Linked DNA regions of Homo sapiens: region 1 is linked to region 2. A link is a loop called in an ENCODE intact Hi-C map of the cell type or tissue named here. Cell type or tissue: stomach. All regions are shown on one strand. Each heading gives the region's core, and the rest is flanking DNA. Links, peaks and the distances in the headings are about the cores only.

Region 1 (4,391 bases), core at 267-4,266, 64 kb before region 2:
GACCTACTCTATGGTTATTTCCTAGCCCTTGAGTACAAATTGGGATGCATAGCTTCACAGATAGTAGAACTCTCACATTCTGCCACATTCTCACGTTCTCTGTCATCTGTAGAATAAGAGCCATTATAGAAAGAAAGACCAAGTAGAAGTCTCTAAAATTATCCCGCTGGTCAAGGTAGTAAATCAGAAGCAATAGCATATCCCAGGTGGGTAGAAATTAGTGATTCCCTCAGAGACTTAAAGGATACTGAGGTGGTCCCTATAGTATCTCCATAGGATCCACCACATACTGCCCCTGTAAAAACCCACTGAAGCATGGTGATTGATGATTATCCACGGGGCAGCCCTAATCACAGCCATGATCAGATACCGTATCCTTACTAGAATAGTCTACACAGCCTCTGATGGTAAGAAGCCAATACTATGACAAGTGTGTTCTTTTCAATCCGTATCAGGAAAGGGGATCAAAAGTGGTTCACATCCACTTTCCCTACAACAATTTAGAGATCTATCAAATCATTAAAGTTTTAAGTGGTCAAATAAACTGGGGCATGCTGGGTCATTCCCTCTGTGGTAAAGGACAACTTAGTATATCTTGCACCTCTTACCATTTTTTTTTCTTTTTTTTAAATTATACTTTAAGTTCTAGGGTACATGAGCACAATGTGCAGGTTTGATACATAGGTATACATGTGCCATGTTGGTTTGCTGCACCCATCAACTCATCATTTACATTAGGTATTTCTCCTAATGCTATCCCTCCCCCAGGCCCCCACCCCCCTCTTACCACTTTTTAATTTGGGTTTCAGAGGCAGTGTACTAAAGATCACTCCAGCCCATTTATTGGATGATTTAGTAAGCTGCCATGTTTAAGCAGCGGCCGGAGCAAGAGAGGGCTCTGAAACAGGTGCAGGCTATGGGACAAGCACTTGGGTCACACGCCCCAGTGTATTCCCTGGTCCTGGACTTTTATCTGTGGATAAGTAGACAGTTGTGAAGTCCCTGGAAGTCCCCTCTGGCGGGGAGAGTCTCGTTTCAGAACTCTATGATTCTAGTAGAAAGCTCTGCCCTGTGCAGTAGAGAATTATTCCACATTTGAAAAGTAGTTCTGGGCCAAATTGCAGTGTTGGGAGCAAATAAATGATTATTGTTTTAAGCCACTCAGTCTTGGGGTGGTTAATTATGAATAGACAACCAGAAGATGCATGCAACAGCACCTTGTTTTTTGTAATGTTGGATAACTTTCCACTATATAAATATACCACAATTTGCATATCTATTCTGTTATGGACATTTCAGTTATTTCTAGCTTGGGTCTGTTAATAATAATGCTGCTGGAAGCATTCTTTTGGTTTTTTTCTTTTTGAGGGAGACAGACAAGGTCTCACTCTGTTGCCCAGGCTGGAGTGCAGTGGTGCAGTCAGGGCTCACTGCAGCCTCGACTTCCCAAGCTCCTCAAGTGATCCTCCCACCTCAGCCTCCCAGGTAGCTGGGACTACAGGCACGCTCCACCACGCCTGGCTATTTTTTTTTTTTTTTTTTTTGTAGAGATAAGAGTCTCGCTATGTTGCCCAAACTGGTCTCACACTCTTGGGCTCAAGCCGTCCTCCTGCCTTAGCCTCCCAAAGTGCTGGGATTATAGGTGTGAGCCACTGTGTAGAACATTCTTATGCCTTTTTCAGTGGAAATATGAACTCATTTCTCTCGAGAACATGTCCAGGAATAGAATTACTGGGTCATGAGGTAGCCATGAAGGTAGGCATCTTTAGAAGATATTACCAAACAGTTTTTTATTTATGTATTTATTTGAGATGAATCTCACTGTCACCCTGGAAGAGGCTGGAGTACAGTGGTATGATCTCAGCTGACTGCAACCTCTGCCTCCTGGGTTCAAGTGATCCTCCCACCTCAGCCTTCCAAGTAGCTGGGATTACAAGCGTGCACCACCATGCCCAGCTAATTTTTGTATTTTTAGTAGAGATTTCACCATGTTGGCCAGGCTGGTCTTGAACCCTTGGCCTCAAGTGATCTCCTGCCTCAGCCTCCCGAAGCACTGGGATTCTAGGTGTGAGCCACTGCGCCCGGCCCAAACAGTTTTTTTAAATAAGAGATCCAGTTGCTCCATAACCTTGCCAATGCTTGGCACTGTCAGTCTTTTTTAATCATTCTGGTAAGTGTATGGTGGTATCTTATTGTGGTATCTTAATTTGCATTTATCTGATGAATAATGATGTTAAGCTATAATATATTCTTTACAAAAAGATTACACAACAAACCAAAATATTGACATTGGTGATCTTTGCAGAGGTGTGACAGTAGTTTTTGTTTTGCTGTTGTTTTTTGCAGCAGTCTTTCTGTTTGCTAAGTTTTCTGCATTCTCTAAATTTAAATGCTTAATTTTTAAAATTATTTAATTATGAAATCCTTCCCAAAAGCCCATTTATTTGTTCTTATAAGGTATAATAACCACAATAGTAATATTACAAGTAAAGTCACTAAGAATCATTTATTGAGCACCTGCTGTATATTCAGCATTGTGGGAGGAGCTGTGAAAGACACAGAACAGTACAGGGTGTGGTCCCTGCCCTCGAGAGGTTTACAGTCTAGGTGGAGAAACGGGAACCAGGACACATGGGGAGCCGAGAGAAAACAGTCCAGGCCAGTATGTTACAGGAGCTGGAAGGTGTTTGGGGTCAGACCCCAATACTCCAAGTACACTAAGCACTTCAGTGCCTCCAGGGGCTCAACGTTAGTGCCAGGAAAGACAACTACTCCCAGCCCCATATGAGCCCACGTGGCATGCCCTGTCCATAGCCTCTACTGCCACCATCTTAAAATGTCTGACTCCTTGTTCCGCTGCTAATCAAAGTGCAATGAACTGGGGAGGGATGGGGTGGATGAGGAAGGTCGCTGGACGATTTGAGGGGCCAGTGTCTCCCTCCTAGAAAGATCTACTCCCCCATCATATACCCCTAACACAGAGATAACCCCACTCAAGGGGGCCTGTGCCACCACATGGGACCCTCACCCCCACAGCTAGAGGAGGGGGCGGTCGCTGCTTGAGCTGCCTGAGGTAGAACTAGGGTGCCCTTCTTCTTGTGTGTCCCTTCCCCTTCCAGTCCATTGAGCTGGGGGTGGGGGTGGGACAGGCACCTCAGAGCCACCTGGAGCTGAGAGGGTACTGAAGGGAAAGGACAAGGGGGAGGGACAGCAGCAGAGGGGAATTGCAGAGCCCAGCTGGAGAAAAAGGGTAGCTGGGGCTCCTCAAAAGGTACAGGGGAGCCAAAGAGGGAAAAGGCTCAACACTGAGACGGGCTCCCCAGTGCAGGTCAGAGGGGCCATGAGGGCAGGCGGGGTGGTCTGCTCCAGGACCCCACCTTCCCCCTGCCTTCACAAGACAGAGGGGGGTATCAAGAGCCAGGAGGGTACCAGGTCCCCAGCTCAGCCCTAGGCTGTGCTCACTTCAGGGTCACCCTGCCCAACCTTAGAGGAGGTGAGGGGACTCCAAAGTTTTTGATGATGCCCCCACTCGGTGAGGCCCCTTCAAAGTGCCATCTGTTTACTTCTCAAATGAAAAAGAATTCAGGTCTGAGTGTCCAGGAAAGGGGGTGAATTTCATAACCGCCTGTGACAGCGATGGGAAGGAGCCACACCCCTCCAGAGGGTACCACCCAGCGGACAAGTGGGGAGGAGGAAGTAGCTGGCATGAAGCCGGCCCACCCAACCTCCGGGAGAGAGGAAAAGGAGAACACGGGATGAGGAGGCTTTAAATAGTATTTCATAAAATAAAAATGCCCAGCACTCTTAGGAACCTCTCATTCAACCGCCTAGTTTTTGTTTAAATAATTCTAATGCCAGAGGCTGGGGGGCAGGGGGCGGCCAGGGTATGTACATGAGGAGGTGTTTAAATTAAAACACAAATAATAATTAAGACACACAAACTGAGACTAAGGCAGAAGATGTAGAGCGGGCCTTTGAGGCCCTCGCGCTTCCAGGACTGCAGGCTTCCTGTGGGCGGATTAGGGCTTCCTCTTGGAGAAGATCAGCCGGCGTTTGGAGTGGTAGAAATCTGAGGAGAGACAGCAGAAGTCAGCCAGGCCAAGAAGAAGAGGACGCGGCGGAGCTGCCCAACTGAGGAAGACAGTGGGGGGCCAGGACACCCTTCCCTGGGGCCAATGGGGCCGACTGCTGAGAACAGGAAGAACTCGGGGAACGTCCACTCTGTCTCTTGAGGGGTATTATGGAGTGTCCCACCATGCTTCACAGATGTGATTTTATCCATCACCGCACCCGCACCCATGGGTCTGCTCTAAGTCAAGCTGCCCAGCAGAGGAACCACTACTAGCTCTGTGTGCTTGTTTAAACAGACTACAATCAAATAAAATGAACAA
Region 2 (4,316 bases), core at 1-4,000:
CTCTCCTCAGAAGCCCTCCCTGGACTCAGAACCTGCACAAAACAAATGTTCAGTGGTTTGTGGCTAAGGTTTTTTTATGCTTTGGCTCCAAAACAGAGTTTCCTCTCTTCCTGGCACTTAGTGCTCACCACCTCCGGAGATGGCCCCTAAGAAGTGGACCACCCTAGCTACTATATATATGTCCTTTATCTCATGGCTTTGACATTCAGAAAGGGCTTCCCAGGTGAAGCCATCTGAATTACTAGACATAACCAGACATGTGGTCTCCAAGCCACATTTTCTGGGCTTCTTAATTGGTGAGTTGAGAGACACGGCATCTGTTTGCCCAAGAAATCTGAGCCAAGCAGTTCCACATCAACAGGCTGCTTTCCACCCTGGACGGCACAACAGCTGCCTAAAACTTAGCTGTTTACACACTAAAAAAAGAAATTCCATGGAGACCAGTTGACTCAAGCCAGCTCCCAGTGTGAGGCAGAGAAGGGTTTCAAAGCAATCCCCAATGACACCAAAAGCTCTCCACCCAGTTCTCGATAAAAATAAAAAAGAAAACAAGAGCGAAATTAGAGCCAAGAATGAAGACTGCCTGGAGGATGAGGTGTTGGAAGCTGGAGTTGGACTGGGAATCAGCCTGACAGTTCCCTCCAGGCAGGCTTGTCCGCTGCCACCCCTGTCCCCACCGCAGGGATGGGACACTCACCACTTCTTGAGAAAGCCCATTTCGCCATTGGGAAGGTTTATTAAACATGAAATGAGGGAAAAGCCTAGTAGCTCCATCGGATTGGGAAGAATGGCAAAGAGAGACAGGAGTCATTTTCTAGAAAGCAATCTTCACACCTGTTGGTCCTCACCCATTGAATGTCCTCACCCAATCTCCAACACAGAAATGAGTGACTGTGTGTGCACATGCGTGTGCATGTGTGAAGGTATGAGTGTGAATGTGTCTATATGGGAACATATATGTGATTGTATGTGTGTAACTATGTGTGACTGGCAGCGTGGGGAGTGCTGGTTGGGAAGGTCCTCTCTGGAAGGCTGGGAGTGCAGAGGACAAGAGACTGACCTTGCTGAGTGGAAGCCATGGGCCAGGCTCTCCCCAGTCCTCATTGCCTAGAATGTCTTCTCCACACCCACCAGACGAGTACCACTCACACCCTAGACCTTCTTCTAAGTGCATCACGTACATAGCTCTTTTCATCCTCACACACTGCCGGGAAGGTAAGCTTGGTTACTTCTGCCATTTTACAGGTGGGGAAACTGAGGCTAAGAGAGGTTAACTTCTGCCGGCAACACTTGGAAATGGTTGGTATGGTTGGAAGCCGGCACCGCTGGGCCCAGGGTCTGGGGCTAAGTGGAATTCAGTGTGGGTCTTTCCTTTCCCATTAGAACCCCTCAAGTGTCAGACCCTCTGCCCCTCCTCGCAGTACTTCCGCCTTGCCTCATGCCTCCCAGGCACTATCTCTGTGAACTTTGAGCTCTGCCCCTATTGCCCAAGAAAGGCTCGCTGATGAGGAGGAAATTGCCCAGGTTTATAGTTTCCTCCCAGCCTCTCTGGCGACACCTGAGCCTGCTGCTTCTCCCCTTCCGCCTCCCGCCACAGTCATACACACAGCCACTCATGCATACTCACATCACACCACACTCCAACCAGCACTCCCCACGCTGCCAGTCACACATAGTTACACACATACAATCACATATATGTTCCCATATAGACACATTCACACTCATACTTTCACACATGCACACGCATGTGCACACACAGTCACTCATTTCTGTGTTGGAGATTGGGTGAGGACATTCAATGGGTGAGGACCAACAGGTGTGAAGATTGCTTTCTAGAAAATGACGCCTGTCTCTCTTTGCCATTCTTCCCAATCCAATGGAGCTACTAGGCTTTTCCCTCATTTCATGTTTAATAAACAAGCCGCTCTTGCGGAACGATGGTTGGATCCCTCATCAACCACCACACACTCCCGACCCCACCCTCCTTCCTGCCCCTGCCAGCAAACCTGACAGGTCCAAGGCCTGGAATTGAGAACCTGTTTTCTTCCCCATCCTGCCCCCTTGTGACGGGAGCCTAGAACTGCTGGCTCTGCGCCCAGAGGTTAACCACATTTCTCAGGAAGGTTCCAGTAGCCAGGCGGGTTGTTAGGAGAGGTCTGTATCCAACTCCCCTCCTCCTGCAGAGGGGCAAACTAACTAAATGAAGATCCACTCTTCCTTCACCCCGATCCTCAGGGCCACCAGAAGAGCTGACTGCTGTTTCACAGGCACACTCCACTGGCACAGGAGATGGGTGGGTGTGCCAACTGGACCAGCATATGGCAGGACCCTTATGATGATCAAGCCTACAGTCATCATACAATCACAGGATTGTTGCCCTATATCCATATTTTCTTGACACCCTAATAGTGCATTTGGCTAAACCTTGGTGAAATAGGCATGACAGCATGTGACTGTGCCGCCTCTGACACTGACCACCCAGGCCTTTCTCTTCACTCCTTCCCTGAGGCCTTGGAGGGTCTGCCTGTGGCCTTTAGTCTGGTGTTTGAGCTCACAGAACTGGGTGTGGTTGACCCTCCCTTTGTCCTCACCCCCTCCACACACACACAGGGATGCTCTTGCAGGCTCCTGGTTTGATGAGGCAGCCCAGGATGTGTCCCCACCTTTCCTCTTTGAGCCCAGGGCCAGTGTATTTCAGGCCGAGTGATTTCACCCAGGGTCTTGTTTCCATTCCATTTTATTTTTAGTCCTCAGGTGCAGTGGGATGAGTCCCTCCTATTCCCCAGGTGATGGCTGGCTGTCATCATTGGTCCTGACTAGTCACCTCTTGCTTCATGTATTCCCCCCTCACTCCATTGTCATTTCCATGCCCCCACCCCACAGGCAGCCATTCTACTATATCCTTTATTTGTATGTGTTCTTGTGCAGTGCTTTGTAGGCATGGATTTTGGTACTGCAAAGTGCTGCATTGTACACATAGTATTGCATAGTGTTGCCTTATTACCATTTCTGTAACAAACTGAATGTGTTACTTTATGTTGGAGCGTGGTGGAGCCTTAAGAATTTATTGAGAATCTCTGCATTAATGATTATGAAAGTGACTGCAAGTTTTCGCTGAGTCTTATTTCCTGAACATAAACTCAGGATCCTGGACCATGGTCATGTGGGAATAGCAAGAGAACTGAAAGTGGAGCCTGTCACATCTCCAGACTCCAGTTTTAGTTCTCTTGCTATTTCCACCACATCTTTCATCACTTCCTCCACTAAAGTCTTGAACTCCTCAAAGCCATCCACGTGGGCTGGAATCAACTTCTTGATGATGGATGAAGCCACTTCCTTGTGGCTGGAACCAACTTCTGTGTTTCCTAAAATGGGGACAGCAATAGTACCTACTCTCTAAAATTTGTTGTGGGCTAGGTGCGGTGGCTCACGCCTGTAATCCCAGCACTTTGGGAGGCCGAGGCAGGCAGATCATGAAATCAGGAGATCGAGACCATCCTAGCTAACATGGTGAGACCCTGTCTCTACTAAAAATACAAAAAATTAGCCGGGTGTGGTGGCGGGCGCCTGTAATCCCAGCTACTCGGGAGGCGGAGGCAGGAGAATCACTTGAACCTGGGAGGTGGAGGCTGCAGTGAGCCAAAATCACGCCACTGCACTCCAGCCTGGGCGACAGAGGGAGACTCCGTCTCAAACAAAAAAGAAAATATTTTTTGTGAAGATCAAATGGGTTAATACAAGTGAAGAGTGCCTGGCACTACTAGTGCTCAGTAAACATTGTTTATGGATGCTTTCTTTTTTTTTTTTATTAGGCCTTATAATAGCCCTATGAGGTAATATAATTAGTTCCATTTCACTGATGAAGAGACCAAGGTCCAGGGAACAAAACAACTTGCCCAGGTTTGCATCATGATACTGCCAGAAGCTAAATCTAGATCTTCAGACCCCAAGACGGCCACAGGACCTCGATCCCCATGTGTTCCCTAGAGGTGTTGTGCAGAACCTTCCTGATGCTGATCTGGATGACGAGCGGTCACCCACAGGCTGCTGGAGATGATTCCTGGTCGGGTGGCCCTCAGTCCTCCTTGATCTTTCTCCCACACTGTGATCTTCACACCCACTGGCCATTCCTGAGAAAGAACCTGCCTTCTCCAGGGCTTTTGTGGGTGCCCATGTTCACCAAGCAGCCTCTAAAGTGATGTGAATCCTAGCGCCAGGCCTGGTAGTAGCACATATGCATGGTAGATGCGTGCTGGAAAAGCAGGAGCCCTAGGAGCCTGCCTTGGGTTCTAGTCCTAGCCATCCATTGCCTC

What was found. Hi-C counts contacts between places; a loop is a spot of excess contacts. Peaks named below come from ENCODE experiments on the same cell type or tissue, not always from the same donor. Only the 100,000 strongest peaks of a DNase experiment are listed, where the experiment ranks them.
Region 1: a loop joins it to region 2, with 4 times the contacts of the local background. A loop is called at or near these places in 107 of 110 quality-filtered maps.

The regions. Positions count from the first base shown.
Region 1 is chr6:36,685,429-36,689,819 of GRCh38, reverse strand. CDKN1A (cyclin dependent kinase inhibitor 1A) reads right to left here. Exons shown (of 3, transcript NM_000389.5): 3 at 2,488-4,069. The coding sequence ends at 4,020. Among named protein-coding and RNA genes, the nearest start is that of CDKN1A, 8.9 kb to the right of the region's middle. RefSeq lists a silencer at 1,964-2,043. In stomach, for the core only: no CTCF peak of the experiment used is centred there; no DNase peak of the experiment used is centred there; H3K4me3 peaks cover 297 bases; H3K27ac peaks cover 518 bases.
Region 2 is chr6:36,621,363-36,625,678 of GRCh38, reverse strand. It overlaps MIR3925 (microRNA 3925), which reads left to right and starts at 3,167; the gene lies at 3,167-3,243. In stomach, for the core only: CTCF peaks have their summits at 1,874 and 2,082 (motif pointing left); DNase peaks (open chromatin) are centred at 1,518 and 2,058; H3K27ac peaks cover 1,641 bases.